2 separate regions of the Homo sapiens genome follow, and region 1 is linked to region 2. Evidence: chromatin loops called from intact Hi-C (ENCODE). Cell type or tissue: GM12878. All regions are shown on one strand. Links, peaks and the distances in the headings refer to the core of each region. The heading gives the core; the rest is flanking DNA.

Region 1 (4,400 bases), core at 138-4,137, 360 kb after region 2:
ATATTCTACTATGGCTTCTCTCAAATTATTAGAGGTATTCACACTATTTGGGGACACTAAAGGCAACACACATTGAGCTGCGTACCAGTGGTGATCTTACTGTCAATGACTTTTGATCTAGGGTGATTCAGCAGGAAAGGTATTTTTGGATGCTGACTGAGCTTCTCCGACACAGCCATTGCCTTTTCCAGGGTTATGTGTTCTATTTGGTTCCTTCCTGAGGATTCCCCCCATTCCCCTAGGCTTAGCCTCTGTATTAGTTTCCAATAGCTGCTGTAAGAAACTACCACAAACTTAGTGTCTTAAAAACAACACAAGTTGTTTTTAAGGTCAAAAGTCTGAAATGCGAAGAGGCACAGTGGCTTACACCTGTAATCCCAGCACTTTGGGAGGCTGCAGCGGGTGGATCACCTGAGGTCAGGAGTTCAAGACCAGCCTGGCCAACATGGCAAAACCCTGTCTCTACAAAAAATATAAAAATTAGCCAGACATGGTGGTGGGCACCTATAATCCCAGCTACTCGGGAGGCTGAGGCAGGAGAATCCCTTGAAATTAGGAGGTGGAGGTTGTAGTGAGCCAAGATTGCCCCACCACACTCCAGCCTGGGCAACTAGAGCAAGACCCTGTCTCCAAAAAAAAAAAAAAGAAGTCTGAAATTGGGCCTCAAAGGGCTAACATCAAGGTGCTAGCACAGATGCTTTCCTTCTGGAGGCTCTGGAAAGAATCTGTTCCTTGACCTTTCTATCGTCTAGAGGCCACCTGCCTTCTGTGGCTCGAGGCCACTTCACTCCAGCCTGTGCTTCTGTCATCACATCTTCTCCGACTCTCCTGCTTCCCACTTGTAAGAACCCTGTGATTACCCTGACCCACCTGGGTAATCCATAGTAATCTCTCGACCTTACAATCGGGATGAGCAACCTTCATTCCATCTGCAACCAGAATTCCCTCTGGCATTTAACATAACGTGTTCTCAGGTTCCAGGGATCAGAATGTGGACCTTTATTCTACGGACCATTATTCTGTCCACAACAATCTCCCTACTCAGCCCTCACATACACACACATGCCCAGGTCCCCCTGTGCTCTGGATTTCAGGGCCTTCCCCATCCCACTCACCTACCCATAGTGGCGCTCTGGTTTTTCTGTATTCATTCAACAAACATTTATAGAACACCTATTATGTCCTAGGCATTTTGCGAGGGGCAAGGGATACCACGAAAAAAAACATAGTCCTGCTTTGAAGGACCTCACATTTCAGAGGAGCTGACAGAAAAATCATGAAACACAAGAAAACATGGCAAATATTGGGGTGGGGTAAAGGAAGCCCAGGAAGTGAAGTTTTTATATAGGACTTGGGGTCTGGGGAGGGCAGGGATATACAAAGATGTATATCATCGCTCCTGTTGCTATCACAGATCCATCATTTCAATGTAGTGGGTATCATCACGGAAAAAGAGGGCCTGCAATCTGGGCTCAGGATTTCCTGAAATGTCAAGTGCCCAAACTGATGGCAGGCAGAGCTGGACTGCTCAGAGACCACAAAGTGCAGGGACACCAGACCTCCTGAAGGCCTGGCTGTCGCACGGGTCGGAGCAGCCAGCAAGAGCTCCTTATTACCGTGGCGAGGAGACCGCGCCAAGTGGAAAAAGCTATTTACAGTGTTGAAGGGGGAAGGGCTCATCCCAGTGGGTGATTTTCTCATTTCCCCAGGCTGAACCTGACCTAAAACAAACTTTCATTTTCAAAGCTGAAAGGGGAAAACTTGCTACATACACAAAGATGGAGTTTTAGTTCCTCTGCATCTCAAATGTGGAGTCTGAGGAAAGAGCCAGTACCCCGTAAGCACTGGATGTTTTCTGTTTTAGATACTGTATCAGCCCAGGACCCTGGATATGCCTAGCGACCCACCTGTGCTCCAACCTGTGCTCTCTGTGTCGTCTCCTACCTGATGGCCTCTGTGTAACCCTTATCATAGCAAACACAGAAGCGATCATCTGATTCTGTATGTTCCTGTACACAGACATTTCACAGGAACCATGGGGCGCTAGTTTCCAGCTCTGTACTGAACTCTACTGTCTCCTTTCAGAAACACAAGCAAATACTTATACTATATATACATACAGTTGGTCCTCCCATCTGAAGATTCAACCAGCCATGGATCAAAAATATCTGGGCTGGGCACGGTGGCTCACGCCTGTAATCCCAGCACTTTGGGAGGCCAAGGTGGGTGGATCACCTGAGTTCAGGAGTTCTAGACCAGCCTGGCCAACATGGTAAAACCCCGTCTCTAGCAAAAATACAAAAAATTAGCCAGGCATGTTGGCAGATGCCTATAATCGCAGCTACTACTTGGGAGGCTGAGGCAGGAGAATCACTTGAATCCAGGAGGCGGAGGTTGCAGTGAGCAGAGATCTCACCACTGCACTCCAGCCTGGGCAAGAAGAGCAAAACTCTGTCTCAAAACAAAACAAAACAAAACAAAAAAATCTGGAAAAGAAAAACAAAACAAAAAAACCCTCAAAACAGAAAACACTATAAGAATAAAAAATAACGAATTTTAAAGCAGTACAGTATAACAACTATTTACATAGCATTTACATTGTATTAGGTATTAGAGGCAGTCTAGAGATGATTGAAAGTATACGAGAGGATGTGCATGGGGTAAATGCAAATATTATCCCGTTTATTATCAGGAACTTCAGCTTCCATAGATTTTGCTACCTGAGGGAATCCTGAACCAATCTCCCTCAGATACTGAAGGACAACTGTATATACTTTTCATTTTCTTAGTCTTAGTTATGAAAAACCAGGCACTCTTATTTAACACACACACACACACACACACACACACACAAACACACCCCAGAAATTTCTTTTTACAGTTGCTCATACACAAAAAGCATAGAGAAGACTGAATTCATGTTACATCAGGTGACTTGGTGAAATAACTGGTGTTTCATATAGGGCTTTAGAGTTGGCCGAAGGTTGTCCTGGCCACTGAATTTTCTCCTTATAACAACCTTATGGAATAGCTGTCTTTGATGCGGGTCCAGTAAGTACTAGGTACCTGTCAAATCCAGAGTCCTCTTCTGAGAGCACTGACTCAACGGGGACTTTTCATTTTTTACTATGTTTGATAAAATAACTTCTGTTCTTGGTCTACAGAGAACTAAACTGAGGATGAGTTCAACTCTCTGCTTTTCTGCTTTTAGTCCCTATCTGCTAGGTGGTCATCAGCCTCAGCCAGAACACCTCTATCGCATGGGCATCACCTCCAAGGCAAGCTCCGGCTTCAGTTTGTTCTGACTGATGGCCAGAGAGAGAAGTGTAAAGATTCTCCTAGTGCTTCTGCAAGAGAACCACAGAGAGGAAAACACCTTTCAAGGAGTTTGGTGTGGGCCCATTACAGGTTCTCTATGTTGGAAATGACAAACCAACCCAATCAGATCCTTTCTGCAGGACAATATGAATGACAGGTGGTCTCAGAAAAAGTAGATCATGGAATCTAATGTTTTTCACTCAAAACAGTGCATGAGACCTGCTGTTTATCCCAATCGCAGAAATATGAGGACTTGGAGTTACTCTGTGACTAAAGAAGACATGGTATTGCATCTTTGTAATTAGCCTCCATTAATAAGGGGAATATAATATAAAGTCCTAATTTTTATGCCTATTCTAAAGGTGAGGAGATGGAGTCTCAGAGATATGAAGTAATCCACAAGGTCTCCTAGCTAGGAAGTGGCACCTACTTTCAATAACCTTGGTTACAGATTTTCATTAATAATAAAACAAACTCAATAGAAAAACTTTTTTAAATGTATAGACTTCAGATAATAAAAACAAAAACCTATACCACAATTTGGATGAATCTCCAGGGAGTTATTCTACATTGAAAAAAAGCCAATTCCAAAATGTTACATAGCATATGATTATATATATATATAGTTTGTTTTTGTTTTTTGTTTTTGAGACAAAGTCTTGCTCTGTTGCCCAGGCTGGACTGGAGTGGCATAATCTTGGCTCACTGCAACCTCTGCCTCCCAGACTCAAGTGATTCTCCCACCTCAGCCTCCTGAGTAGCTGGGACTACAGGCATGCACCACCACACCTGGCTAATTTTTTTTTTTTTTTTTTTTTTTTTGCTTGTTTGTTTGTTTAGATGGAGTCTCCCTCTGTTGCCCAGGCTGGAGTGCAGTGGCACAATCGCAGCTCACTGCAACCTCCGCCTCCTGGAGTCAACAATTCTCCTGCCTCAGCCTCCCAAGTAGCTGGGATTACAGGGGCCCACCACCACACCTGGCTAATTTTTGTATTTTTAATAAAGATAGGGTTTCACCATGTTGGCCAGGCTGGTCTCGAACTCCTGACCTCAAGTGATCCACCCGCCTTGGCCTCCAAAAG
Region 2 (4,400 bases), core at 194-4,193:
TTTTTTTTTGGAGACACTGTGTCTTAGTTTTTTAATGAAGGAGTTTAAAAAGTGAAATGTAAAAATTTTTAAACTAGAAAAAAGCTTATAGAATAAGGATATAACAAAAGGAAATATTTTTGCACAGCTGTACAATGTGTCTGTATTTTAACCTGTTATTACAAAATAGTCAAAAAGTTTTAAAAGTTTAAAAGTTTATAAAGCAAAAAAGTTACAGTAAGCAAAGGTTTATTATTGAAGAAAGAAAAAAGTTTAATAAATTTAGAGTAGCCTAAATATATAGTGTTTATAAAGTCTACAGTAGTGTACACTGATGTCCTAGGCCTTCACATTCACTCACCAGTCACTCACTGGCTCACACAGAACAACTACCAATCCTGCAAGCTCCATTTATGGTAAGTGCTCTATATAGGTGTACCTTTTTTGTTTTTTGTTTTTTGTTTTTTGTTTTGAGACAGAGTTTTGCTCTTGTCGCCCAGGCTGGAGTGCAATGGTGCGATCTCGGCTCACCACAACCTCCACCTCCTGGGTTCAAGCGATTCTCCTGCTTCAGCCTCCCAAGTAACTGGGATTACAGGCACATGCCACCATGCCCGGCTAATTTTGTATTTTTGGAAGAGACTGGGTTTTTCCATGTTGGTCAGGCTGGTCTCGAACTCCCAACCTCAGGTGATCCGCCCACCCCAGCCTCGCAATGTGTTGAGATTACAGGCGTGAGCCACTGCGCCCGGCCACAGGTGTACCATTTTAAAAAATCTTTTATACGGTATTTTTCTGGTACCTCTTCTATGTTTAGATATATAAATACCTATAGTATTACCTACAGTATTGTGTACAATTGTGTTTTAGTTGCCTACAGTATTCAGTGCAGTAACATGTGGCACAGGTTTGTAGCCTAGAAGAATAGGCTATGCCATATAGCCGAGGTGTGTAGTAGGCTGTATCATCTAGGTTTGTGAAAGTACACTCTGTGACATTTGTGCAATGATGAAATTACCTAAGGACACATTTCTCATAATGTATCTCTGTCATTACACAAGACATGACTGTACCCTTGTACACTGTGGAGGTGGAGGGGGCTACAGATGGGAGTTGTTACTTCCTCAAGACAGCTTGGTGTAGAGGAAGAGCTTAGGAGATAGGGTAAAGCCAGTTCACTTTGAAGCCTACTTCTCCCCCTTTTTTTTCCACAAGCTGTTGAGACCTTAGTGAGCTACCTTAGACCTGAGTTTCCTAACACTTAAGGTAGGATTAAAAATTTTTACTGCAGTCTGGGCAATATGGTGAGACCCTGTCTCTACAAAATAAAAAAATTAGCCAGGCATGGTGGTACGTGCCTGTAGTCCCAGCTACTCGGGAGACTGAGGTGGGAAGATCACTTGAGCCCAGGAGGTCAAGGTTGCAGTGAGCCATGTTAGCACCACTGCACTCTAGCCAAGAACTCTTTGAGCTCTTTGAGACAGGGCTGTCTCAAAAAAAAAAGAAAAAAAAAATGCTGGGTGGAGTTGCAATGAGGATGAAATGAAATGACATATGATAGGCACGGTGCTCAGGGTTGACCTCCCTACCTCTGTGCCCACCCTGCCCTGAAGAAATTTACAGTCTAGGAGGAAGCTATAAATGAATGCATGTATTCATATGCTTGATAAAAGGTGGAATATGACAGCTTCCTTAAAAGAGTAAAACAAAGAAGGAAAGGGGTGAGAGTTCACTTTTATCTGCGAGTAAATTATGGGAAACCCCATGGAGGAACATGGCATTGACTGGCCCTTGAACTGGTAGGATTGTGGCGTCATGATTCTCTGCTCCCTGATAAGCGTATTTCCATGTGAATCCTTGAGTGTGTTACACAAAAGGAAACTCAAAAGAATTAAGTCTATAAATACATGACTACACAACGGCCTCGGCTCTCATGGTATGAGTTCAGAGTTGTGATCCTAGAATTGAATGAAAATTGAATGTTACCAAACTAAACTTAGAAACTTTAGGGTGTATTTTTATTTAGAAATATTTTATGTGGCCAACAGAATTTCGTTTTTCAAAAGAATCTAATTTTAATTGTTGTATCTTAAGAAAAACTACTCCAATTGAGAATGTTTTTTGAAAGTAGAATCATTTTGGCCCATAGTCTAAGACCACTTAGAATGATTGATTTTCAGCAGTGTTACCCTCACAAGTGGAGGTTAGAAACAATTACTACCTGTGTGTGTTTTCAACTATCTATCTGCTTTGCCCATTTCTCTTAAAAATATCATGTTCTGTCCAATCATCTATTGGCTTATTTTTAAGTCAAAAAACACCTGTACGTTATTTGTTCCTTGTGAATTTGTATTTTGGTTACTATCTCATCAGAAACTTTATGTAAGTGTATATTAGGCAACATTTTTTTCTTTGTAGAGGAAGATTTCTCCCTAGTTTGTGGCAAATTCCAAAATACTTAAAAAGCAAATGCTGAACCTTAAAAACCTGGTCAAAAAACTTTGTAGATGAACGTAAGACCATTTTCTAGAGGTGCACAAACATTCTCCTGCAGTTACTCTCTGTGGCCACGAGATGGTGAGTGAGTCCCCAGAGGGACGTCACACCCCTTATAATCAAACAAAGTTTCTTAGGAACTATCAGATAAATATATAAGCAGACTGTCAAAGAACAAAAACCTAATCTCGGCTCTTTTTGATAGATGCCTGACCTCCTTTCTAAAGCCCATTTCCCACTTGAGATTGTATTTGCAGACACTTTGCTACATAAGCCTTTGGATAGTAAATAAATTTTTCCTTGAAAGTGTTTGCAAATATCCTTTGTGTTTCAAATAGTGCGTCTTCCTCCATGAGTCAGGGACTATGTCTGTCTTAATTCATCACCCTTCCCAGTGCTCAGCAGAACTGCCTGGCACTGAGTAAACAATTAATTTGTTGAATACGAAAATGTGTTTGTCTTTCTCCTGCTTTTCCACAACTTGCTATTCCCTTCTCCCCTGACCTCTTCAGATTTCCATTAATGATTGAAATAAGAGGAAGTTACAGAGGAGTTGAGCAATGGTATCATAGTAAGGAAATTAAATGGAATGCCCTTAGTATGAGAGTTTTACTCTGAAAGCACCTCTGTTGAGGTTCCTATCAGAAAGCAGTAGCAGAAGAGATGGGGGTGCCATCCTGAGATGAAGAGATGGGTGCCCTCCTGAGTTGCCTTGGAGACAGCTGCACCATCACTACCGTCCTGGATGTGAACCCAGGACCTGTGACCAGCCAGGTTCAGAGTGTCACTGGACTCTGTCATAACCCATGGACAGAGTCCAGTGTATCCTAGAATGTCTGCATTATTAGATGAGACTAGTGAATGTTGTACCAGGCAAAGCCACAGGTAACTACAAAATTCACTGATGCTGTTGCTTTGAGAGTATAGTGTGCGTTGGTGGGGGGTGGGGCAGCAGTTGTTTTTAAGTTCCTGCTTTGTGTGAGTCACTGTGTTAAATACTAGGGATACAAAGATAAACAGGAACTTACAATTTAAGAAAGAATTTGCTAATGAATAGATAGCCTTATATTTTTTATTATAATATGGCAAAATATAAGAGATGTGCACAGAATGCATGTAAAATCACAGAAGGAGCACCAGCCCCCATGTGGGCTGGCAGGACTGGAGGTGGGTGGGGGAAATAGGTTGGGAAAGCTTCCCAGAGAAGACTTTCCAACTGAAGCATGAGGCACAATAGCAAGATGAGGAAGGTGGGAGGGTGAGCCAAGCAGAAGGGCCACCATGAATCTAACACCTCGAATGCTAACATGAATTATCAGTTAGTGTGTGGGTGCTTGTAAATGAGCAGAGACGGGAAGCTATCCAGGAAGTGTTTGAATAATCACTGGGATTTTGCTAAAATCCTGTTTTCTACTTTAATCCTTTACATGTATAGCATAAGGTGGTTTTAATATGCACAGCAGTTTGTGACTTAGATTCTGGAGCCTAGCACCCAATCTAACACTCCAGACTTAGCACTGCTAAAGCTGAGAAACCTATTCTGGCTCCTGGTCTCTTAATCCTGGGTAAGGGCATCACTATTTGCTCAGTATCTGAACCTAGAAACCTCGACCTTTTCCAAGGATGTCAGCTCCCTGGCATCTTCACCAGGCAAGTCCATTTGGTCACCAAATCCAGCCTACTGTGCACTTGAACAGTCCACACACTGCGACTGCCCTACTTTATGTCCTTGCCATCTCCTCGAGGCCCATGCTCCAGCACCCTGTCCTCTGAGCCTCTGATCCCACCTTCCTTCTGTCCAGCCTCCCCATTGCCCCCTGACCACTCCCACTGTCCACTACTAGATCATAGCTCATAGCTTCAGCCAGCCTTCTTGACCTGGTCTTAGCCTATCTGTCCAGTGCCATCTCCCACCGCCCCAACCC

Evidence for each region. Hi-C counts contacts between places; a loop is a spot of excess contacts. Peaks named below come from ENCODE experiments on the same cell type or tissue, not always from the same donor. Only the 100,000 strongest peaks of a DNase experiment are listed, where the experiment ranks them.
Region 1: it touches region 2 in a loop (7-fold over the local background); 5 of 110 quality-filtered maps call a loop at or near these places.

The regions. Positions count from the first base shown.
Region 1 is chr1:65,039,586-65,043,985 of GRCh38, forward strand. It overlaps a transcript of JAK1 not described here. Among named protein-coding and RNA genes, the nearest start is that of MIR3671, 16 kb to the right of the region's middle. In GM12878, for the core only: a CTCF peak has its summit at 2,056; a DNase peak (open chromatin) is centred at 2,026.
Region 2 is chr1:64,684,376-64,688,775 of GRCh38, forward strand. All of the region lies in intron 26 of CACHD1 (cache domain containing 1), which reads left to right. Among named protein-coding and RNA genes, the nearest start is that of RAVER2, 58 kb to the right of the region's middle. In GM12878, for the core only: a CTCF peak has its summit at 2,555; a DNase peak (open chromatin) is centred at 2,701.